5 separate regions of the Mus musculus genome follow, and all the other regions are linked to region 2. Evidence: chromatin loops called from intact Hi-C (ENCODE). Cell type or tissue: left cerebral cortex. All regions are shown on one strand.

Region 1 (5,000 bases), 77 kb before region 2:
AACTGCAGTCATGTAAAGCGGCGGGTACGTGTTGAGTTTTAGGAAAGGGCTTTTCATCCGGGACGTCTGGACGCCAGAAGCCATGGAACACAAATGATGACATTGGCATCTGAGATAATCACACATCAGAGAAAGGAAAGATGAACCAGAGGGAGAGATGAGCACTGGTAGGAGGCTGCGTGAGTCAGGTGACAGAGACGGGCTGCATCTGGTAGGGGCAAGAGAAACCTAGAACAAGGAGGGCCACACTGGGGAAGCCCTCTGTCGTCAGAACAGAGTTGGGAGGTTCATGTATGAAGGGAAAAGGGAGAGACAAATTCAGGTAGGACAACTATTGTTTTTTTCATTTTTATTTATTTTTATTTCATGAGCATTGGTATTTTGCCTGTACATATGTCTGTGTGAAGGTGTCAGGACCTCTGGAACTGGAGTATAGAGAGTTGTGAGCTGCCATGTGGGTGCTGGGAATTGAACCCTGATCCTCTAGAATAACCACTAAGCCATCTCTCCAGCCTGGTAGGACAACTATTAAGGTGTGATTTCATATGTCTTGGCTGCCAGGTCCCTGTTCCTGCAGGCTCAGAGTCACCGTAGAGAATGGAACCCAGGAGGGACATTGCAGCTGACAGAGAGGGGCCTGGCAGACAATCTGCAGAGACTCCCCTGCAGGGACAAGCTGCCCTTGCTCTGTACACATTTGCCAGTTGAGAGGCAAGAGAAGGGAACATAATAAAAACAAGCCAGTGTGGGGACAATGGGGGGTGGTGGGGGAACACATGCTTTCAAGAATGCCAGAATATAACACATTCTCCTGTCCCCTGCATAATTATATCTAAATATTCAAATAAAGTGCCTGAGGTCTCATTTTACTTAAAAAGAAAAGAAAACCCTAATAAAACCACATACCTCATGGGGTGCTGAGCCAGCCATTTATTTTGTGAACTGATGTCCGTTTAGTTTGTTTTGTTTTAACTGCCGTCTTTTGCTTTAAAAGTTGCCTGGGATGGAGAGAATTCAGTCTCTGGGATGGCTGCCCTGTGGTTTATTTTTATAGGATGTTATTAGAAGTTTCGGATTTTGAAAGAACAGTCTAAAAGCCGTGACCAGGGAGAGGATAGCATGTGCTGTTTCTTGCGGGGTAGAAAAAGGAGTCGATTTTGTGGCTTTAGAACGGTCAGTACCGTTCTTCTTTCCCTCGTTCTTGTCTAAGTGCTTAAGCGATCAGTGCTGTTCGTTCCCCTTAAACTCTTTCCTTGCTAGTGATTAAAAGGGTTTCTGCATTAGACTGACCATTGTGGGCCGTGTACGCCTGGCCTGAGGGCTTCCGGGAATCCTCTCTATGCCACGTCCCATTCCCAACGTTAGATTACAGATGCCACTGCTGCACCTAACTGCTTACATGAGTCCTGAGGATACACACTCGGGTCCTCTCTTCCCCAACTGAGCCATCTCCACAGCCCCCACTTCAGCCTTTAAAGAGTGTCAGGAATTGACATGGGCTGTTTATCTAATGGCTTGTTATAGGAGCTTTCTGTTCATATCTCTGAAGGTGCTCGCTGTACAAAGCCTTTGCTTTTACTGAAGTCTTGTGATTTTTTAAACTGGCCAGCATCTGTAGAGGGAGTGAGCAATCTCTCTGCAGGTCCCTGTGAAACATTTGTGACCTGCTTTGGGCACAGAAGCATGAGCTGTGCACTGAATACATATCAGTGGGATGCGTTCTTTGATAGCTGACTCATCATCCCAGGCCCTAGGGCCAAGTACCAGGGTGATACTGTACACATTTGATTCACGTGGTCCTCACGATGGTTCTGTGAGCTAGTCACCTGCCATTCTTACTCCATCATGTAAAGATGGGGCATAGAAGAAGTTTAACTTAGCCCAGAGTTTGATGGCTAGGTAGCAGAGCCGAGACAGAAACTCGCCCACGGCTGCAGTATCCAGATTGTTATCATTCAGCCACGCAGACCATCTCCTCCTGCACAAATTCCATAAAAGGTGACAACCGAAAGTGATGGGCTGGTGGCAGGTGGAGTTGCTACACAGACTTCCACACACTGGCTTATAGTTGGTGTTGAATTTAAAGTTCGTGTCTGTCGCACACGTGAGTGCCTTGCTTCTGTTCCCCCTCATGCCATCCGCTTCCGTCACTTCTTGCACCCAGAGGGGGCCGCTTCTGTTTCCAGACCCAGCTCTGTTTCCAAACCTCGCACCACGGTGGGCTGCCAGGGAAGGCTGAATGGGCTTGGACAGCCATGGAGATAGGAGTCGTGAGCAACAATGGGTGAGGGCTGCACGGCCCTTACTCTCCCTGGAAACGCTCTGTCGCTCAGGAAGTGTGGCCTAATCCCGGTTAAGATCATCCCGTTTTATACCCAATGGGCTGTCTAAATCTCATAGAGGACTTTTACGTCTTACCCTGAGAAATCCTACCAGTAAGCAGCCGGGTGTACACCGACATAGGGATTCTTGTGTATTATTGTTGTCTCTACCTCCTCCTCCCCTCACAAGCTAAGCTGCTTAAAGAGAACCCGAGAAGCCACTGCTCAGCGGAAGACGCCTGGACTGTGGCCCAGCGGTGCCTTGGCTGGCCTGGAGGGAGGAGGGAAGACGAATTCAATCCAAAAAGGCCCCGTAGAGCTGGAAAGAACAGCGGCTGTGCAGATGCCACAGGGCTCGTCCTCTGAGCTCGCAGGCCCATCTTTGGTAGCTGTGAGGCAGCTGCAAGCCGAGAAGCTACAGAACAGAGCGTACGTGTGGGACTGGCAGTGCTGGAGAGTGGTCAGGCTGCGCCCAGTTCATCTGCACTGTGCCCCAGTGGGGAGGGATGCTTGACTCTAGAGGCAGGCAAAGTGACAGCTTCACGACACACAGGCGCACAGGTGGGAAGCGGCTGAGCCAGGCACGAAGCAGTTGACTCCAAAGTGTTCTCACCGCTTTCCTCCCTAGCACATCAACACTTGAGATGCTCACCAAGAACCAGGGAACTCCATATAGAAATTAGGAACCCTAGAGGTGTAGAGTTCTCACAGTGGCTGGGAATCTCTTTTTAAAGAACCTTTGGTATTTGGTCAGGCAAGTTCTTTCCCAAATTGCTTGTTGGGTTCATTTAAACCTGCTGCCCATGCCCATAAGATCTGCTCGGACAGGGCCTCACTCTGTGCTGACAGACTGAGCAGTCCACCTCAGAGAGGACCTGCCCACCTCACCCCCAAAGTCCAAGGCTGTGATGCCAGGCGTGGGCAGCAAATCCCCTCCCTCATGCTCTTAGAAGGGGCAGGATAGACACCAGAAGCTACGGAAGTAGTTGAGTGGCTGAGTAGAACGAGACACCCCATCTTCTTAATGCTATTTTACATCCTGTCTGTCCATGCTCTCTGAAAGCCATCACCTTTCAAAAAGCATTGTGGGTAATTATGGAGCAAGCTTTGAGGTCTTGGGATAAGCGTCTCTTCCAGCAGTACTTGCTTTCTAACAGGCAAGGAATCTACCTGTCATGGGGGAAGGTTCCTGGCTGAAATGTCTCTGTTGTTGAGTATGCAGGGTGGTCAGCTAGACTATCTGCTGCCTCAGTGGGGCTGAACAGAAGACAAATGTCCCTCTGTACCCACTCATGGTGGCTTGGGTGATTGGTGGCCCTCACACACAGATCCATGATAGGCAGAGAAATATCCCTGGACCACTAGGGGGAGGGGCTTCTGTATCTAAGAATCCAGGCAACCAGAGCCCTTGTCTTCACATTCCCATCAGTCCAATGGCTGAGGAGGCAGGCCTACGGACTAAACTTACATATTTTACAATCATAGGATGGGAACAATTTTGTGTGTGTGTGTTTTATCAGTGTTCTTATGTATCCTTTTGTCATAGAATTAAGGAATCTGATATTCCTCTATAAAAATTTTTAAGCTTCCTAAAATACAAAATTAGCTTGCACATAGACTATTTAAGGAAAACTGCAAGCTGATTTTTCAGTCCAGCAAGATAAAAATGGAATGCATAAAATAAAAATATTAAAAAAGGAAGCGTCATGGGGGAGGTATCCCCTACCTGCTTACCAGAGGGCTTCAACAGAAGCCAGGAGTTGCCTAATTATTTTGAATTCAAGCCAGTTCTTCTTGTCTAGAAAGGTATTCCCTCTTCTCTTTAACAATGGTAACTGTTGCATTGTTGGCTCTGCAGAAAGGTTTTACTGCTCCTTGTGGTTGATCGTGACTGCCCGCTGACCTTGATTGGGAAATACCGGGGAGAGTGTGGGTGCAAACCTCTGTATTCCTTTCTGAGAGTGTCCGCAGAGACAGTTAAGAATGAGGAGTCTGATCTAATGACTGGATGACTACCTCACCAGGTAATCGTTGGAGGCTTTATTGGGGGTGGATAGAAATTGGGAGGTAGGGCCATCGTTAAAGGAAGTGGGTCACAGAGGAATGCTGCGCTCTGAGGCCTTTCGTGCCCCAACTCCTCACTCTGTCCCCTTTTTCTCTGCCAGTGGAAAGTGTATCTTCCCTGCCGTGAGTGGGTGGATCCTTCCGAACCATGAGGAAAATAAATCCCTCCTCCTTTCAGTAGTTTGTTACAAGTGTGCAAAAGCAGCCAACAGCCATCAGTCTAACTCCAGTAGCATGCTCTTTCCACCTCTGATTTTTCTGTTCAAGCTCTAATACTCTCATAGCAGTGGTCAGACTTTCGCCTTCTATTAGATGTCCACTGATACTCTGCCCTGGCCCCTGCCTTCCCTTCACACTGCTTCCAGATAGTGTGGGATTTGGTTGGCAGCCTAAGGTGGGCCAGTGTGAGGGGGAGATGAGCCCAGACTCTGCCTTTGTGTCTTTGGTATGACCTCAGCTCACTCATGGATGAGCTGGGTGATGAGTGCGCATGCCCATGAGTTTCTCTGTCCTTTCTGCTCTTTCTCTGAAACATGAAAGTAACCTCACAGAGCACTGTAAGATTCCAGTGAGGTTCAGGGCCCTCTCTTACCCAAGCTTTCACTTTTTGAGATT
Region 2 (5,000 bases):
TACCCACTGAGCCATCCTGCCCATCCTCAAGATAATTTTGCTAAGTTAAAGAAGGCTGAAGGGTGATGGCTATATCCATTCTCTGGTTGTGATGTGTTTTATGGAGAGGGTGTGTGTGTGTCTCAAAATGTACTTTATCTGTTGTTGTTCAACAGTCTTGCCTCAATTAACAATTACTCTCAATTTTTATTTTTATTTTTTCAAATTTCACTTATTTGCTTTCAAGTGGAGGTCAGGAGATGACTTGATGGAATTGGCTCTCTTCTTCCTCCATGTGGGCTCTGGAAACTCAAGTCGTCAGGCTATGCATCCGGCACCTTTACCACAGATATTTCTTGGCCCACTTAACCCAATTCTAAAAGTCTTTACACCCCTCCCCTCTCTTTCCTTCTTTAGGACCAGCACTGGCTGGTCTTGAACTCACAGTGATCCACACACCTCTACCTCGAGGGCCCTAGGACTGAAGGAGAGCTCCCTCATACCCGCCTCCACATTCACTCTTGAACACAGCACTACTCACTCCCAGCAGCGAGTTAAATTTCCATCGTTGTGACTGCTGCCACTATCAACTGGCAGTATCATTTCACATTACGAACCTTTGAAACTCGGTAGTCCTTAAAGACAACCCTGTTAAGTACTAGAAACCACGCCTTTGATGACAGAACTGAATAACGCCCCCATGCATTCTACCAAGTACGATTTAGGCTAGCCAAGTGACACTGACCACCATTCCTTACCCACTGTGGCCAAACAGAAGCCCTGAGGTTTGGGATTCTAAAGGAGAGCTGGGGGTGGGGGGGTGAGGGTTGTAATTTCGACTTCATATCTGGCTCAAGTATTGGTTCTAAAAAGTGGGTTTGGTCTTGTGGATGACAGAGAGCCACTATCACAGGACTGGAAAAACAGCCCCAACTGCTTGTATCATCATACTGGGTCAGCTGCATCATCTTTCTGCGGAAAGAATGCCCTAATTATTCTGAGTACCTTCAGAAGCAATCAGTAAATCATTGGAAGTTACTTCACGTTTCTGCCCATTTGACTCGTTACTGCTCTATCACATTGCACCTTATAGCGTTGATGAAAAATTCTTTCAGCTGACAGAAATTCTGTGCCTTTTTCTTTTCTCTGTAGCTTAGGCAGACCTCTGGTTCTATCCCAACACAGCAATCCTCTTTGTGCTGGGATAGAGTGCTTGAGACACTATGCCACACTCCCTTATTTCTATCCCAGAAAGGTTCAACTTGGGCTATTTGGGCTTCTCTTTTCCATGCAAGTGGCTGACCCTGGTCCTGTAGTCTCTTCTGGAATGTCAGCTGTATTTGGGAAACATAAACCAACATACTGACACCCAGAGGACTAAAACCTGTCCTAGATGTGCCCCAAGACACCAAGGCAAGCGGTGACACTCTGGAGGCAGTGATAGCTGTCATTATTAGGAATCTCTGAGTTGCAGCCTTCAAGCCACTAAAACGGATCTGAAGTCTACCGAGTAAGTTTTGGGAAAGTGAATGAGCTAATCTTTCAAAGACATATAGCCCAGTGTAGTGCCAGGAACACAGGCAGGGGACAGCGTGCTCTCTGTTCTCACCTTTCCTCTATCAGTTTGCCTTTGAGATCAGAAGAAAGGAAAGGGGACGGAAAAGAATACAGAGTGCTGATTCAAAGAGATTAAAAAACAAACCAAAGCAGGTAGACTTCTCAGTCAAGGCAGTCCTCTAATTAAAAACAAATAAACTACCTAGCCTTTTGGGCTGGCTGAACCCCCGGTGAAGGTGCTTGCCAAGGGCAACTGGTGGGACTCCAGAAAAGGACCCAAAAAGCTGTACCCCCTCCCCCCAAAACCTGGCTGTGCCACAACACTTTCCCAATTTCTTTCGCTCTGCATTCAAAGTTTAGACAGGATGAGCAGGACTTTGGCAAAGAGCGTTGACCGAGGCAGAGGTCAGCCCCACAGGTGCGGCAGCTGCGTGGGGAGGGAGACTTGGCAGATGTCCACGCAGGCCTCCCCCCCCCGCCCCCGGCCTGGCACGTGGATTCGAAGGCTGCTCCCCGGGTTTCCAGCGCAACATCTGGGCGCGCTGTAGCCCGGGAGGAGACGGATGGAGTGGCCGGTCAGCGGCGGGCCAGCTCGGGGAGCTTCCTGTCCCCCTCCACCGTCGGAGCGCCACAGATGCCTGGGAGTTGATGAGAACCAAGGCGGCTGAGAAGCCCCTAGGCGCCGGGGCGGGGCGGTCGCAGCCCGCTGACCAGCGGGGAGGAGGGGCGCCGAGGTCCTAGGTGGCGTGAGGGCGGGGCCGGGGGCTGGGACCCCGCGGGAGGGAGCGCCGCGCCCGCCGCGCTGCCATTGGCCGGGAAGCCTTGGAGCAGGCGAGGGGGGAGGAGGCGGCGCTCATTGGTCGGGCTCGCCGGCCAATCCCTGGAGGCCCGGGGGTGGGTGGGGGGAGACCAGGCTGGGGGCAGAGCGTGCGGAGCCGCGGAGCGGGCAGCGAGCAGGGCAGCCGGTCCCAGTCCAGAGCGACCCGGAGCCTCCGCGGGACTCGAGTCCTAGCGAACCTCGAAGCATCATCCGCGTCCGTCTGCGGCGTTCGGGCTTCTCCGGCGCCGCGCAGGGGAGCGAGCTCGTGCATCACCCGCGCGGCCGCCGCTGGGGCTAAGAGCAGGGACACCGAGGGTGACTGACCGCTAGAACTCTTCCAGTCGTCCAAACAGCCATGACCCACTTCAACAAGGGCCCTTCCTACGGGCTCTCCGCCGAAGTTAAGAACAAGGTACGCGCGCGGGCGGGCTGGGGGTTTGCCGCGGCGGTGGGGGCGCTGGGAGCCGCCGCGGAGAGACGTCGAGGCTGCGGGAGAGAGAGATGCTCCTCGGCTCGCGGAGCCTGGCTCGCACGCGTTGGTGCTGGCTTTGTTCCCGCGCCGCGGCCCCGGCGGGCGGTGGGGGTTCCCGGACGCCTGGAGTCCCGCAGCGCCGCAGGGCCCGCTCCAAGGCTGTAGGGTGCGCCCCTCCGGGAAGGGGGCGCTCCTGAGTGGCCTGTGGCCCTTAGGCGGGGCCCTGCCTTACGGCTGGGTCTCCGGGAGTTGCCGCCCCCGCCATCCGCCTGGGCTGGGGCTGCCGCGGGACCCTGCGTCTCCTCCCATTCCATCCTGGCCCCCTCCTCCCACAAGCGAAGTTGGGCGGTTACGTGGCCAACCCGGGCCCCTCATTGTTCCTTTCCTCCTCCTCCTCCATGGGAGAGTGTCCCGCCGACCCCTGGGACCCGCGGGCGGAAAGGGAGCCCGTCGGTGGTGCCTTGATGCAATCGCCGCTGGTGCGGGAAGCCCAGACAAAGCCTGAACGCGCAGCCTGCGAGCCGGATCAGCTGTAGATGAGAGACTTAGAAATGCAATCCTGAGAAGTTTGCAGCGCGTTGAATTGTCACGATATCTCGGCAGGGTCGCTTTTGTTCGAGGTTTATTTGCTGTGGCGGGTTGCAATTTTGGAGTGATTGGAATCTGGCTGCGTTGCTTTGCTGTGTACTCATCTCAAGAATGCACCAGGGTTTATCTTTCAGACTTTTGGCCTGGAAAAGAGATGAGAGGCGCCCCCCTCCCCAAATCCTCTCTTTCCTTCCTCCCTGCCTGCATTCCAAGTCCATGACATCAGGGGTTTCGGGGAGTGGGGGTGACCAGCCAATCGGCGTGGAACTGCGCACAGACCGCTCATTGTCTCCCTTTTGCTGTTCCGGCCAAAGCGCCACAAAGGAGGGCTGCTGTGGTTTAATTCCCATTAACTTCCCGGGAGCCGAAGCATGTCAGGATTGTCACCAAGCTGTCCCACCTCCGGTAGAATAGTTTGGCATCATCAGGGCTACGAACACCCCTGGAGTTGCGGGTGGCTGGGGTGTGAAGGGAATTTCATAGAAGTAATGAAGCGTACCGTTGTTAGACCCAAGCGAGAGTGGTTTATTCTTTCCTGATGTATCTAGCGCACCCCTTTGTAGTTCATCTAGAAGATTCTAAACAGTCTTTGAAGCTAGGGACTAAATTTTATTCTGTGTTCAAAAATTGTAATCTTTGGGGGTTTTTAACCTTTTCAAATGTTTTGTCTGTATAAAAGTTTTCCTAAAGAGGCAGAAAAGTTAGTTTGGACGACAGCACTCACCAACTGAAAACTTTCTTGCAAAATAGCGGTCCTTCGAAGTTTATAGCTCCAGCTTTAGGAAGTTAAGGGCGTTGGCGTGTGAGAACTGGGTGGTTTGTGCCCGGTGCCGCTGGGCGCATGATTTGCAATTCCCTCTGGGATTCTGGCGCCCACTGAGTCTCTTTACCTTTGCATTGTAAATGAGGGACTGGTGACTTTGGCAGCCCTACAAGTGACTTGACTTTTCCTGGTTCTTGGTATCCAAGCTGGCTTTCTTTTTGCTGACTGGAGTCATTGCTTCTCCCCCTTGTAGTTCATATTGAGCCAACAACTCCAGGAAATGCAGAGACTCAGGCTGGATGGATCACTGTAACTGTAAGAGTTGGAAACAGTAACTCCTCAGGGTTTTTTGGTTTTTTTTCTTGTTGTTTTCGAGACAGGGTTTCTCTGTCTAGCCCTGGCTGTCCTGGAACTCACTTTGTAGACCAGGCTGGCCTCGAACTCAGAAATCCACCTGCCTCTGCCTCCCTAGTGCTGGGATTCAAGGTGTGAGCTACCACGCCCGGCAACTCCTCAGTTTTTTTAAGACACTTTGGAATGTTGTTAAGGCTGGAGGGATTAAACGCCAAGCCCATTTAAAAGAACGAAATAAAACGAAACATCCCCATTCATTTATGTAGGGGTGTCACCCAGGACCCTTTCCTAAAAATTCCTTTTGATCTCCCCAGAAGAGGTGCTCTGTGATGTGGGAGCACCCCTGGGTTTTCTGATCAGGGTGTGACTGGCCCAAGGTCACTGAAGAAACTTAGAGTATTCTAAGAATTTCAACAAGCAGTGTCTTAGTTAAGCACTTAGGTTCAACCCCAGGACCGGTTGCCTGC
Region 3 (5,000 bases), 97 kb before region 2:
AGTCCCTGTGAGTTTACTGTTCTGTGTCTCAAAGCCCAACAATTTCTTTCACCCTCAGTTGTTTCACCCTTAGTTTTTCCTACAAGTAAGAATATTTGAGTCACATTCTCCAGTAAATATACTCTTGAAGAAAATTGGTTTGTTTCAAACATGGGAATGGAAAAGTTCACTTTGCAAGGTTACTAGTCATTAAAGGACTGCCTGTGTTAGAGACGGGGCAGAATCTGTGAAGTTCTTGAGGGTAAAGGGCAAGTGTTTTCCAGTTTCCCATGGTCTCTTCCTAGCAGAGTGCTTTCATACTTGTGGGGTGACCAAAAATGAATGAAGGTTGGATGATGTGAGTCACCCTTAAGACAAAGACACCCACTCGGCTTGGCTTGTCTCAGGCCTGCCATGCCGGCCGGCTGTTTGATGAGTGGCTGGCTTTACTCCAGCCTGGCCATCGTCAAATAAAGCACTCAAAGAAAGGGTTTCACATACAAGATTGAAACCTAATTGAACTTTGAATCAAGTAAAAAGTATTTTAGATTTTCAGTTGGTGACACTTGGGAAGAAGTAGACCTTTTGAGTTTAATGCTCTGCCTCCTTGCCTGAGACTTAACTTACTATGACAAACGTAGAGGTATTGATTGATCGACACTCGTGTTTTGAATGAAAGAAGGCCATTATTTTACTTAGACATTCTTGCCCCAGTATCAAACTCAGTTTGAGTTAGGAAAGTCCTTGGCCAAACAAGTTACTGACGAGCACAGTAGGTTATTGTCCATAAGTAGAATGCTATGGTTTTAAAAAGATTGATTGATTGATTTATAATGTTACTCTTTTCAGACACTCCAGAAGAGGGCATCGGATCCCGTTGCAGATGGTTGTGAGCCACCATGATGTGGTTGCTGAGAATTGAACTCAGGACCTCTGGAAGAGCAGTCAGTATTCTTTACCACCAAGCCATCTCTCTAGTCCCGCTATGATTTTTTTTTTTTAAATTAGGTATTTTTTGGAGAAAGTCAAAGCTTGTTGGCATCAAGATTATCACTATTTGAGTAGCATATAAAAATATTATTGATCTGCTAATTCACATGCGTTTAAAACATTCTGAGGAATCAACTTTCTGTCAAGATGCCAGAACTCTTGGGTAAGATTGCTTCTCCCCTTGTTGATACAATTCTACTTGCTTAATAACCTTCATCTTTTACTATGTTTTAGTGATCAAAAACCTCATAATATACTCAAAGGAATCTTATTAGGCCAGAAAAAGGTCAGCTACACCAGTGTTACCAGTGGTCAGGATCTAGACACTCCATCTTCTTGGCCTTTTATTCAAAGAGTCGAAAATAAGGACTCATAACATTTCACTGTTGCCAGGCAAACTTTGTTCAAAAGCTAATCTGTAGAAGAGATCTTGTCACTATCAAGATTGGCAGTGGGTGGTTGGAGAGATGGCTCAGCAGTTTAGAGCACTGACTGTTCTTCCAGAGGTCCTGAGTTCAATTCCCAGCAGCCACATGGTGGCTCACAACCATCTGTAATGGGATATGATGCCCTCTTCTTGTGTGTCTGAAGACAGCTACAGTGTACAGTGTACAATATACATAAAATAAATCTTTAAAAAAGATTGGCAGTGGGTCCATAGAGTGAAGATACTCAAGGGCCCTGGTAACTGGTGGAGGCTTTCTTTCATGGGGTTCAAAAGAAGTAGGAGTTTGGCTGCTAAGGGTCATAATGAAAGGAGTTCTCTGGCTTGATTGGTAGATTAGGTCTTACAATAATTTCTCTACAGAGGCAGGTGGATTTCTGAGTTTGAGGCTAGCCTGGTCTACAGAGTGAGTTCCAGGACAGTGAAGGCTACACAGAGAAACCCTGTCTCAAAATAATAATAATAATAATAATTTTTTTATTGCACACATCTGTTCCCATAATGCATCTGCTTTTAAGCATAGGTACACACCACTATGCAGAGGCATGAGATGACAAATAGGGGGATTCTCCTTAAAAGCCACCTGAGATTGCAGCTTTGCCTTACTGGTCATGCACCTAAAACCTGTTTGCACTGGATTAGACTCTCCTTTGGTTTTTGTTTTTTTGTTTTTTTGGGTTTTTTTGTTTTTGTTTTTGTTTTTCGAGACAGGGTTTCTCTTGTGTAGCCCTGGCTGTCCTGGAACTCACTCTGTAGACCAGGCTGGCCTTGAACTCAGAAATCCACCTGCCTCTGCCTCCCAAGTGCTGGGATTAAAGGCGTGCGCCACCACACCCGGCTAGACTCTCCATTTTTTTGTACTGGGTGAAGTGGAAATGTATTTGAATGGACAGATTACTGTTGGCAGAGGAAGTTATCACATTGTCCAAAACGGAGCTTATGGGTAGCCCGATGCCTGAGGTGGTGTCATAGGTTTCAAGTCGCCTTGTTTAGACAGGCATATATGTGCATAGTGTGTGCAGGCAAACACATTATTAGAAGGAGGGACTTCTCAGCCAGAACCAAGTAAAGTCCAAATCACAGAGCTGTTTATTTTTCTTCCACTTTCAGGTTTCATTTCGACTGTAGTCATTCTGCTCCCTTAAGAACATGCACTAGCTTTCCCCATGAAAGGAAGAGGCTCCCTCAGGCCCACGTGCCTGCCGGGCTAGCAGTGCGGCAGCTCAGAGCGCGAAGCTTGTCTGCCTTACCCGCTTGCCTGTCTGTAAGTGGAGCTAAGCATAAGCCTTTCCAAGCCAATCCAAACAGAAAGGATTCTATCACACTGTCCTCTGCTCCGTGTGCAGGATAAACGAGATCATTTTGAAAACCACTTGTTTAGTTTTCTTCAGTTGCGTTTCCTCTCCTGCCCAGTCATCTGTAATACATGAAGATAATAATATTCCTCTCTCCCTGCTTGCTGTCTGTCACATATGCAACCTTCCCACGGACATACATGTTTCTAACAAGTTCTGTAGTGAGCAGAGTCCACTGGATGTGTGGATCCTCTCAAGTATCCTTAGGACTAACAGATTCATAGTTGAGTTACCAACAACACTGACACTCTGGCTGGGTGAGTCTGTAGCCACTCTGCCCACACATCGAGCATTTAATTTAAGCTTACAGTTTCTGTTTCACATTGTGAGAGGGCTCAGAACAGAATCGGTGTCAAAGTAAGGCTATGGCTGACTGGCGGCTGCTTTGAACTGTTGTTACTTCCCTATTCAAGGAAGGACTCTGACGTTTGAAATAAGTTTTCTTTCTAAGTTGATCCTTTTTCCACTTGGCAAGCATTGCCTTTTTCCTCTGCAGAATCCAGCACGTTGTCTGCCGTTTCCATCCCTCAGCTGGCTTCGCTTGCATCTCTCTCTGAGCTGTTGCTCTTCCTGCCTGTTAGGCACATGTTAGACATGGGCCTGATGGTGCCTCCTCCTTTCAAAGGGGAAAGCTAGTGTATTTTCTTAAGGTGGCAGTACAACTGCAGTAGAAAAAGCCAGCTAAAGTTAGAAGAAAAGGGAAAGTGTGGAGCTGAGAAGCTCAGTGGTTAGAACTGGCTGCTCTTCTAGAGGAACAGACCTGGGGGTCCCAGTGCCCATTACCAGGCAGCTCATAATCACTTGTAACTACTCTTCCAGGGATCCGATGTCTTCTTCTAGCCTCCACAAGCACCTGCTTGCACATGGTGTGCACAAATGTGTGCACACGCGGGCGAGAACGCACTGCTTTCCAAGAAGGAACAGACGTGTGGTCAGAGATCATGAGCCTGGGAGAGAGCTGTCCTTGTGGACAGGAAGGTGGGAAGTGCTAGTGGCTACTTGAGAGCAGAGTGTGGAAGAGAGGGAGGAAGTGTTTGAAAATGACCTCAAATGCACAAGTAAGTCTTCCAGGCAGTCTGGCTCTTCCCACCTAAAAAGGTCCCTGAGCGCCATCAGCTGTATTCAGACATAGTTTCAATTCAGGAAGGTGGTTCTTTTTCTGGACTTTTAACCATCCTCCTCTGCTCTTGGTTAAGAAGAAGGGAGGGAGCGGGCTTGCACAGCTGATGGCAGATGTAGTGGAGCTTCTAGAGGGGCTGATGCAGACTGTCACCAGAGCCCGTATGGGAGCAGAGGGGAACTTGTACCGATCTGAGGACAGACAGACTGTGGCTCTTTAAGGAAGGGTAAAAGCAGCACTCAGCTTGGCTACCTGAGAACCTATTAAGGTGTTCAGAGCATGTTGGAGTTCAGCTAGTACCCGAGGTGAGAGGTTGGATAGAAGGGGGACAGGAAGGAGAAATTGCTAGCACCTACTGCAGCTGTGTAGTGACTGCTTACAGTTGTGGGGGGGGGCGGGGGCGGGTAGAAAGGATAGAATAGTAGAGTGTGTAACTGTGTAACTGTTCCTTGGCAAACTGTGGCTCCCTCTGAATTAGTCCCTGGAGTTTCTCTAAGGATTCCTCCCTCCCTCCCTCCCCTTCCTTCTGTCCATCCTTTCTTTTTGATACATTTTTGATGTGTTGGATGTTCTAATGAAACAGTAGACAGACTGAGTGAGATGGTGTCACCTTGCTTCCCCGGCACCCCAGAGGCTAGAGCAGGGGAATCATGAACCCCAGGCCAGCCTAGGCTATGTTAGTTCCATCTTTAAAGGAAAAGCTTGACAACCAGCCAGTGCTTTCCAGCTGCCTCTGGACACCAAAGGCTCTTCTTCTCTTCAGCCTCTGTAGCTTCCTGACTCACTGGGGAGAAGAATGGTTCTCACCTAAAAAGTCCATGTGTGAGTCAGTTCTGTCCATGTATGGCTTTAAAATCAAGAAAGGTGCAAGGTGCAAGGGTGGGAAGAAAAACCCTTTTAGATTAGCATTGACCATTTGATAGTTGGTGGCTTCTGCCTTTTTCTTTTTCCTAGACTTTTAACATGATTTGTTGCCATTGGTAATGTGAATGCAGTAAAGTCTGATGGTGGTGTGTGTGTGATCACAAAAAGAGAAAGAAATATAAGAATATGTCCTGGTGGGGTGTGGGGGAAGGGGGTGCCTCAGTGGGCCCATGGTGAGGTATCCCCT
Region 4 (5,000 bases), 74 kb after region 2:
CTAATTATTGTTACTCTCTTTTAAGGCATTGAGTAAAAAACTGGCAAATATCTTCAGAGATGCATATACAAGCCAAAGCACCCAGACAAACCTCAGGGATAAAAGAGTGGACTCACCTGTTGAAATAACAAGCAACCATTGCTCCTGCTACAGTCATCCGCTGGCATGCAAGGATGAATTCGCTAGTCCAGATGAGGCCAATTAAATGGTACCACCACATATACCGAATGCCGGAAAGAGGCTTATATTCCACTTGGCCACCTTCCATCACCTGGGCAGTACCTAAAGTTTATAATACAAACATGCTTTACACCGATAGTTCCCGTATCCTGGAAGACGGTTCAGTGAACCATGTTTCTTCACGCTTGGTCTTTGGCAGTATGCAAAAATGCAGCTGTCAGAGCTTAAGGTCATACACCAAACACTAAGAATTTAAATAGTGCCAACGCTATTGACAGTGACTATAGGGAATTTGGAAGACAGTTGACATACACCCTAAAACTCATTCTCCTTTGAAGGCATGAAAATGGGTGCCGAAGAGTCCAACATTAGTGATGTTTCATGAGTAATAGAAAAATACCTTGCCCTGTGCATTTTCTGTTACATAGTCTTGTGTGATGGAGGCCAAATATGTTACATTGACAAAAACACACAAAATATTAAGACTGTATTATAGAACTCTTCACCAAAACAAAACAAAACAAAACAAATCCGTAGACTCAATAAAAGAGACTCTAGAGTCTTCCTTTACTCAAACAGGTTCCACTTATAGTTTGTTTCAAGAGCAAACCCTCTTGGCACATGTGAAATGCCTACTTTCCTTGGTTCAGATCTCAATGTTAACCTTCTTGTAGAAGCCTAGGACGCATTATCTAGCTTCTTAGAATCTTAGTCTTGCCTGCGTACTAACTCCTTCTTGGTAGTTTGAGCATAAAGTGATATAATCTGAATAGTTTCTGAGATAAAGCCTGGCCCACAGAAGTAGCCTTCCCTGGGTGATAACAGTTATCATTATCACTGTCGTTCTTATATGATCACTATCCTGTATTCCAGGAGCACAGTATTGCATTAAGGTCAGCAAGGGTGTTTTAATAATGCTCACTATTGGTGTGCTTTCCTTTCTCCTCTGACCTAAAGCATCCTTAAATATCGGTAGATATTACAAATATCTACCAATCCTGCAGACACTGGTAAACCAGCTCCCAGCTCTGTGCCTGGGCTTGATTTCAAATGTTCTCCCATGAGCTTTTCAAGTAAACTATTTATTATAAGGAAGAAATGGGTGCTTTGGTCTTTGGTGAAACCTACAACCTGCCCATGATTTAAACATGTTTTTGTATCTCTTGTCGCATCTACACGTGGACTTTCAGTTCATCCGTTCATTTGCCTTTAGACGCTCGCCCTAGAGTTCACACAGCGAGGGAAAGGCTGAAGATAATAAATGTTCAGCAAAACAGATTCCGCTGGCTTGTCTCCATTCCTTCCTCTCTAAGTTCTGTCAAGCAAGATGGCCACTGTGGGAAGTAGTGGGGTAGCTTGCTTTACAGAGACAAGCCAACAGTGGTCTACTGACTGTCCAGCTCATCTGGCTGGGAAGGAGACGCATTTCAGGTGAGCTCAGAAATCTGCCTATGTTTTTCTAAAGCTGCTATGTTTTAGAAAAGTGTTCCCAGCAACAAGCAAATGACCCTCGTGGTGACCATGCCCCTTAGATACATCAGGCCAGCCAGCAGGCTTTGAGACCCATACTCTGAACCATCTGAAGTGCACAGGGCCTGAGAAGCTTGCAGTTCCTCTTCTGTAAGATGACGAGTGCCAACAGCAAATTATGCTTTGGAGGTACAGAATATTTACATAGAGTGGGGTGGGGCATCATTTTTCTCAGACAGACAGAAAGCTAGTATGGATGCTAAGAGGGGACAATCTTTCCTCTTGGCTGCCCTGCATGGCCATTGTTACACATTTCCTAGTTTGTCACACTGGTGATAACGGTCAGCAAGTGGAGCACTTGAAGTGATAAATCAAGATGCACTTGACCCTCAAAGACTTGACATCTTTTAAAAAAGCCAAACCCAGAGGCTATTTTTGACTAATTTCTGTGGGTTGAAGTATCAAATCTCCCCTACATATCCCCTGCGTGCCGGCAATCGGGTGTGCTTATGTGCGTGGGTGTGGGCACATGTGCCGTCCCTTGCATGTGGCAGTCGGAAGTCAACCTTCATGTACTGGTCCTCGACTTACCACCTTGTTTGCGATAGTCTCTTTATGGCTGCAATAGCCAGGGTAGTTGGAACATAAGCTTCCGGAGCTTCGCCCGTCTCCTCCTCCCTTTTCCTATGGCATGCTGGGATTGCAGACACGTGCACTACCACGTCCAGCTTTTATGTGGGTTCTGGGGATCCAAGCACAGGTTGTTAAGTTTGCACAGCACTTGCTTGCGCTCCAGGAGCCATCTTTCCGTCTCCTGAGGCTGTCTATTATTTGTGCCTCTCTATCAGTTTTACTGAGCGGTTTATAGATGTTCACCAAGACAGGATTGTTTAGCTTCTCAAGGCACTCATTGGCATTTTGGAGCAGACATTTCTGCATAGGATGTAGTGATGGTTTAATGCCTTTGTGGGTGTTTAGGAGTTTGCTTTGCCTCTACTCCCCATTTCTGATAATTCAAAATACTTTCATATGATGCCAAATGCTACCTGGGAGGAAACACTGCTCGAAGCAGATCTCTCAAAGGATCAAGGACTGCAGCTTGAATGGGAACAGAAGGACCTTCATAGTCAGTGTTCCAGAGCCTGAGGGCGGGGCAGGCGTGCTTATGCATGCAGGGCTGCCCTCTCCTGGACGGGCTGTGTTGGTGCAGGCAAGATCCTCGAGGGCGGCTGACCAACCACAAACAAACCATGGAACCTTCTAGAAATCTAGGGTTTTTTGTTTGTTTGTTTGTTTTTTCCACTCTTCGATTGAGGGTAGTAATAGCGACTTCTCGCTCTCTGTGACTCCATCACATCGCTACTCTAAGGTTATATGCTAGCAAGTGTAATTAGTGGATAAGGGGCTAAGAACAGCGAGTGAGATGCAGGGTTAGCTGCAAATGAATCATGGGTAAAATGATCCAGTGTTGACAGTCAACACTCACTGAGTCCAGTACTTGGACATTTGGGTGGACATTAGCTATTAGGAGCAAAAATAGAAGAGGCAAAAGAACCCTTGATAACTCCTCTGAGAGTCCGAGGGACTTACAGATGACCGTGTTTGTTTGTTCATCTTATCTTCTAGACAACGGCTATCTAATCTCTCCTCCAACCTCAGAGCCAACAACCTCAATTCCTGTTACTCAAGGAAAAATGAGGCAATCAGAAGACCTTTCCTTATGCCAACTCCCCAGGCATACTTATCGATATGTCCGGAATTTAACCCCAGTCCTTAAAATGATAAGCTGCCCTTGAGCCTGTGGCCAACCCTGCCACTAGATCCTCCACCCCCACCAAAATACTCCCTTTCCTGAGCCATTACTAACTGTCTCCATTAAAAAAAAAATCTCCTCTGGACTCTTTCCTCTCTTCTGCCTCTTTCATAGTTAAATCCCTCCAGATTGATTCATGGTCAATATTAGATCCTCCAATTCCTTCCCTCCCACCCTCTGTCAATTTATGCTCACGTCTCTACAACAATCTGACCTCCAAGTTGCTGTCGTAAGTCAATGCTGAGATCTTCATCCCTGCCTTAGACACTGAACCACTCAGATGCCCAGCTACTCTTTCCCAGAAACCACCTTTGTCATCTAGCTCTGGCCTTCACTTTCAACCCATCTTGCTGTCCCTTCTCATCTCCAGAGCCCATTTATTTATTTTTTCAAGAGCAAATCTAAGCAAGTGCTCTACCACTGAGCTACACCCTGGTCTTCCAGGGCGTTAACATTGAAATGTCCCTCTACCTCTCCTCCACCTTTGTCAGACTCCTGAACCATACAGGTGAACTTCTCTTTCCCTTCCCACTTCCCTACTCTCTGAGCACTCTGAGCCAAGCCAGGCCAGGCTGCACTGAACAGCCCACTAGCCCAGGGAGAACCTCCATTCTTCTACCACCCCCTCCTCCTACCTTTATCAGACCCGAGACTCCTGAACCATACAGTTAAGCATTCCCCCTCCCATCTTCCCTGTTCTCTGAGCACTGTGGGCCAGGCCAAACTGCCCTGAGCAGCTTGCTAACCCAGGGCGACTTCCATTGGACCGGAGGCTCCTGAGCCATACAGACCTGCACATCAGAAACTATACAGCCCAAGGATAGCCATCAGAGACCTGCCACACCAGGACCATTGAGGTTCATCCCCCTCCCAATAACTACTATGACAAGAATATCCAGAGACCAAACCCATCCAGATGGTTAAAGGACCTCAAAAGAACACAATCACCAAAAGCCAGGGTGATATGACACCTCCAAAGCACAGCTACCGGACTACAGCTAGCCCTGGACATCCTAACACAACAGTGAACTATCTCAAAGCACAATCCTTTCTTTATCTACTCCCAGATACTGTTTATGTGTTCCTTCTGAACTTCAGGCTCATAGATAATTGCTTATTGGAAATATCCATATAGTTATTAAAAATAACTCCCCAAACTAATTTCTACTCATGAAATGCACTCAGCTTTCTGCTCCATCTCAGTTCATGACCTTCACATCTTCCTGCTGCTAAAGTGAGAGACCACGTGAACCAACCCAAAGCCACCGCCAACTCCTTTACCTCCCTCTCCCATCTATTACATCATCAGATACGACACTCTCTAAAGTAGCCTCAGAACCCAGTATGTCACACTGCACTGCACAGACCCAGTAGCCATGCAACACCATTCCTCTCTACTAAGCATTACTGCTGTTAAAATGAGCATCGGGTCCGGTCTGGGTTCTCCAGATTTCCCATTTCACAGCCCCAGGATTTACCCCATTTCTTCTCTGACTGCCTTCATGAATTCACCTCTCTATTAATGACACCACTCTAG
Region 5 (5,000 bases), 61 kb after region 2:
AGCCCCTTCACTTCTGGTGGAGCATCTGTTTAGCAAGATGGGCCACAATAAGGACGACTCTTCTAAGTGAGATTTCTGTGCACACTTAAATTATAAAACAGCCCCCTGCCTTACAAAAGGCACTGCTTTGTGTAAATGTGACTAAGGGTTATTAAACGTTCCTAAATGAACTACAGAAAAATAAAACATCTATTTAAGCCTCCATCAATATGAAAGATCTTTTAAGAGAGTATTTGTAGCTTGAAAGGGAAGGGCGGGTGAACGGCAAAAAACTGGGAAGCAGCTATCCCCGTTCAGAAGAATCGGGGCTCCCGAGACACCAACATTTGCTCTCACGTGACAGATATTCATTAGGCTCAAATGTCAAAAGGCTTGTGCACCCTTTTTATTGTATATAAAAAAAAAAGAAAGTAATTTGATCAGAATTTGACAAGCTGTTGTAATAGCCTACACTTTGAAGGTAAGGGACTCTGTGAACCACAGCCTTAGTTAGGGAGGGGGTGTGATCAGTCTGACAGACTCTTGCCCTGCCCTCCTCAGACTGGAGTTAAGAATGGCATCTACAGCATTAAAATGAGCGGAAAAGGCAAAAGAAAAATAAATATTTTTCGGTATGAGAAATCACACGATGTTCGGATTTCAGAGTCTATCAATAAAGTTTTATTGAAACACAGCCCTGTGCATTTCTTCCCATTTTGTCTGTGACTAAACGGTAGCAGCACTAAGTGGACTTGACACGTTGCATGACTGAAAGGCTGAAATAATTACACAACCCACCCTGGAAAATGAGCTGATCTAAGCAATAGAAGCCACCCTCGGACCTCCACTACCCCCTCCCCATACTCCATACCCCCCCCCCCCAGACAAAGGGAAGGCACATACCTGGTTGAGATGGTACAGATATTTAAGGAGACACCAAAGCCCACAGTGGCTGCATCTGAATTCACCTCTTGACCAAGCACTGCGCTGCTGAGCTCAGTCAGGTCCAGGCACATAGAGAGAAGACAGAGAGGGTAAGCAGAGGTAAGAAAGAGGAGGACTGCTTCCATTTGTGGGTCTATGTATGGGTAAATGTGTGTGGGGATACGGGTGACTGGGTGCAGGGTGGGTGCAGTATGGGCGGCAGGGTGCCGGATAAGATGGGGTAGAGTAGGGGATTCCTAGAGCACTTCTCACTCTCTCACTCTTTTTTTTTTTTTAAGATTTATTTTATTTTATGTATGTGAGTACACTGTAGCTGTACAGATGGTTGTGAGCCTTCATGTGGTTGTTGGGAATTGAATTTTTAGGACCTCTGCTTGCTCCGGTCAGTCCCTCTCACTCAGTCCCTGCTTGCTCCGGCCCAAAGATTTATTATTATACATAAGTACACCGTAGCTGACGTCAGACGCATCAGAAGAGGACATCAGATCTTATTATGAATGGTTGTGAGCCACCATGTGGTTGCTGGGAATTGAACTCAGGACCTTTGGAAGAGCAGTCAGTGCTCTTACCCACTGAGCCATCTTGCCAGCCCCACTGTCTCAATCTCATGCAAGCAACTGGACTAATTGCTATCACTGCAGGTGAGCTAAGCTTTATGCAGGCTTTTGGTGTGTTCAGTTAACTTCCACAGAAAGGGAAACGGGTTAACTGGTATTCAACAACAGAAGAAATTCTTATCTTCTCTTTTCTCTTCATCTGTCTCTAAGTGTGTCAAATGTCAAATGGTATTCACAGTGTGTGTGTGTGTGTGTGTGTGTGTGTGTGTGTGTGTGTGTGTGTGTTTTGAGGACGGAGTTTCTGATAGCCTAAGCTGGCCTTAAATTTACTATGTAGCTAAGGCTAACCTTGAACTCCTCCTGTGTCTTCTGCTTCTGCCTCCCAAATGTAGGTATTTTAGTTATGGACCACAATGCCTGGCTACATTATTTTATTTTATTTTGGAGACAAAGGTGCTGTTGTATGGCAAGACCAGTCCTGAGCTCTCAAGTCTCTTGCTAGCCTCTGGGGGTGAGACCATGAGTATGTGCCCCCATGCCTTGAACACTTTGATTTTTTTAAATTCAAGTTTGCAAATTATTTGTCACCAACAAGAAATCAGAATCATATATTATAGATACTAGTCATGTGCCCACACAAATAATCACGATTAATGTTGGGGAAAATTAAGTCCTATAGTGAAGTTTTCAGACTAAATTTCAGAGTCAATCAATCTTCTGAAATCTAATTTGAGTGTGTAGCTTGAGAATGAATTAGCTGGGGAAGGGATGGCTCACTAAGTTCTATTTACTTCTATTGTTAAAAAACAAAAAGAAAGAAAGAAAAAATCCCAGGCTGGAGAGCTGGCTTAGGAGGCAAAAACGCTCAACACCACACCTGAGCTGAATTCCCAGGACCCACAGCTCCTTTCCCCAGAGGTAGGTAGGTAGATAGATAGATAGAAGTTGTTGTTGTTGTTGTTGTTGTTGAAACAGGGTTTCTCTGTGTAGCCCTGGCTGTGCTGGAACTCAATCTATAGACCAGGCTGGCCTTGAACCCAGAAATCCACCTGCCTCTGTCTCTAGATAGAATTTTTGAAGATGTAAAAATAAAAACTGAATGAACTAGCTAAGCAAGGGTTGGTTGCCATGTCTCATCTACTATCCAGAGTTAAAACAAAACAAAACACCCAAAACAGCTAACAATTCTCAACTAGCCTACTCTGTCTTTTTTTTGGAGTGGGGGGGTTGAGACAGGGTTTCTCTGTGTATCTCTGACTGTCTGGAACTCACTCTGTAGACCAGGCTGGCCTCGAACTCAGAAATCCACCTGCCTCTGCCTCCCAAGTACTGGGAATAAAGGTGTGCGCCACCACTGCCCGACCTATCCTACTCAGTCTTATAGACATTTTTTATCCCAGTGTTAATTCAACTGGATGAAACTTGAGGTGGACAGATTTTACCTTGGCAGCAACTGTGTATGAGACTATTTAACACAGGAGAGATCACGGGCGAGGCTGTGAGAGATGCTGATGCTATAGACACAGTGCAGAGCTAGAAGGATGCTAAAACACCTATGAGAGGTCATATTTTATCTCAGTGACATCACTGCGTGGGTATTTGGCTGCTTTGAACAATGGGGAATCTGGGAAGTGATGAACAGCCCTTTAAATCTGGGTCAGCAAGATCTCTGTCTCCCACAGATTTCCTTTTGGGTTTATGGAGGCTGTTTTCCCAAAGGACTTAAGATACCTTGCCCAGTAGGGGACAGCAATCTCTCAGTTGTTCATTGATTTATGATTACCAATGACTAATTCACATGTTAAAGAAATGAATATAGGCTTTATTAAATATATGTATTAGTGGTCAATATATTAGTACATATACACATCATAAATATATATTAGTAAAATATATATTTAGATGTGTGCTACATCTGTACAAAATACTTACCTGACATGAGTATATTTAAGATAAAAATAAAATGTGATTCTGTACTACAAGAAGCCCTTCACTGGGACTGGAGAGATGGCTCAGTGGTTAAGAACACTGCTCTTGCAGAGGACCCAGGTTTGACTCCCAGAATGCACATGGTGGCTCAGAACCATCTGTAACTTTAGTTCCAGAGGATCTGATGTTATTCTGGCACATATGCTCAAGCAGGTTCACACATATACACATAAATAAAATAAATAAACCTTAGGAAGGACAGACAGAAGGAAGGAAGAAAGGAAGGAAGGAAGGAAGGAAGGAAGGAAGGAAGGAAGGAAGGACCTCTCTTTTAGGTTTGCAAAGGCTCTAGTAGCTTACTTAGATTTGCACTGGGTCAGGTAAAACTGTCTCTTTAAGTCTTCAAAATGCAGCCAGGCCAGGCCTGAATAGGAACCACAGGAAAATATTTCATAGTCAGCTGCTCAACACAGTAAGATAAGGGAGCCAGCGTGCAGTTCAACTCATTATTCCTAATTGATATGCTAGGCTGAAATCTTGATTGTGGACTTTAAAATATCGGCAATTTAGATTTCTGTTCTTAAAAACAAGCACAATTAATTGTAAACAAGGTGAGCCAGCATAAAACTTCCCCATTTATTAAGGTCCTGTAACTATACCCAGAGGGCTGGAATCAGGTAGGTTGGTGAATTTCAGAGCAGGTCACAAACCCCCAAGGTGGGAACAGAGGCGGAGAAGGATTAGCATTGTGTGAGTCCAGGAAAGTTGGGGAAAGTCCAAGCCTCCCTTGTGTGGCAGCTTAGAGACGCCATGAGAACAGCTGTTTTCCTGGTGTTCTGGTTTCCACTGGCTTTCATAACTAAATGCGCATGGAAATAGAACCCGAGGAGGAGAAAACGCCGAGCACAAAAGCCCTACAGTTTTCTGTCCTTTGAGCTGAAATGTAGGTCAGCGTGTTCATTTCTCACTCTCAAGTGTGTGTGAGTGTGGACACACGCGCACAAGTGTCTGTGAAGGTGAGAACACACTCGAACACACACACACACACACACACACACACACACACACACACACTTCTCTCCTGGCTCACACCAATCACTTCCCATGGCATCCTCTGGAAACACAGCAGGCAGGGAGTATGTTGGCATCAAAACAGAGCCACTATTATTCCTACTTCGTAATGTATCTTACTTACAAACAAGCACAAGAAGGAGGCACAAACATTAGCTGAAATTGCTCTATAAGGATTCAAGCATTTGCTCTGCGTTTTGATTAGAACTGCAGCTAACAGGCAACTCCTCCTTCCTCAGCCAGGACAAAAGCAGAGCTTGGGAAGTAGGTCTGAGTTCCTGAGTGGGGACCTTAAATTTCCAATCCTTAGCTCGTTGGCTTGAGGGGGCTGTCTTACCGGCTCTTTCAGAGTGCTATAAATACACATGAAAATGACTCTTGGGATCCTTGTCACAGTGAGTAAAAATGACCCTTTCACCGCAGTTCCTTGATGGTAGCAGAAAAGTACGAAGAGAGACGAAAGGATTGGACGGGCAGGAGGGTCATTTTGATTCCTGGGAACAGAGGAAAAGAACATTC

The links. A loop is a pair of places that touch in the nucleus more often than their neighbours do. Peaks named below come from ENCODE experiments on the same cell type or tissue, not always from the same donor. Only the 100,000 strongest peaks of a DNase experiment are listed, where the experiment ranks them.
Region 1: a loop joins it to region 2, with 1.9 times the contacts of the local background. A loop is called at or near these places in 5 of 42 quality-filtered maps.
Region 3: a loop joins it to region 2, with 1.8 times the contacts of the local background. A loop is called at or near these places in 4 of 42 quality-filtered maps.
Region 4: a loop joins it to region 2, with 4 times the contacts of the local background. A loop is called at or near these places in 20 of 42 quality-filtered maps.
Region 5: a loop joins it to region 2, with 4 times the contacts of the local background. A loop is called at or near these places in 12 of 42 quality-filtered maps.

Annotation. Positions count from the first base shown.
Region 1 is chr3:121,347,265-121,352,264 of GRCm38, forward strand. The region is part of intron 3 of Alg14 (asparagine-linked glycosylation 14); the gene reads left to right. Gm33310 (a long non-coding RNA gene) reads left to right here and starts at 461. Exons shown (of 2, transcript XR_376014.3): 1 at 461-5,000. In left cerebral cortex, no CTCF peak of the experiment used is centred here; DNase peaks (open chromatin) are centred at 1,970, 2,334, 2,576 and 2,706.
Region 2 is chr3:121,424,061-121,429,060 of GRCm38, forward strand. It overlaps Cnn3 (calponin 3, acidic), which reads left to right and starts at 2,481. Exons shown (of 7, transcript NM_028044.2): 1 at 2,481-2,768. The coding sequence starts at 2,712. In left cerebral cortex, a CTCF peak has its summit at 3,010; DNase peaks (open chromatin) are centred at 2,369, 3,003, 3,285, 3,673 and 1 more place; H3K4me3 peaks cover 2,742 bases; H3K27ac peaks cover 2,516 bases.
Region 3 is chr3:121,327,252-121,332,251 of GRCm38, forward strand. All of the region lies in intron 3 of Alg14 (asparagine-linked glycosylation 14), which reads left to right. Among named protein-coding and RNA genes, the nearest start is that of Gm33310, 18 kb to the right of the region's middle. In left cerebral cortex, no CTCF peak of the experiment used is centred here; DNase peaks (open chromatin) are centred at 385, 2,674, 3,056 and 3,224.
Region 4 is chr3:121,497,603-121,502,602 of GRCm38, forward strand. It overlaps Slc44a3 (solute carrier family 44, member 3), which reads right to left. Exons shown (of 15, transcript NM_145394.3): 10 at 117-282. Among named protein-coding and RNA genes, the nearest start is that of Gm38684, 31 kb to the right of the region's middle. In left cerebral cortex, a CTCF peak has its summit at 2,841 (motif pointing left); a DNase peak (open chromatin) is centred at 2,821.
Region 5 is chr3:121,485,380-121,490,379 of GRCm38, forward strand. Slc44a3 (solute carrier family 44, member 3) reads right to left here. Exons shown (of 15, transcript NM_145394.3): 11 at 4,819-4,975; 12 at 883-969. Among named protein-coding and RNA genes, the nearest start is that of Gm38684, 44 kb to the right of the region's middle. In left cerebral cortex, no CTCF peak of the experiment used is centred here; DNase peaks (open chromatin) are centred at 3,046 and 4,294; H3K27ac peaks cover 736 bases.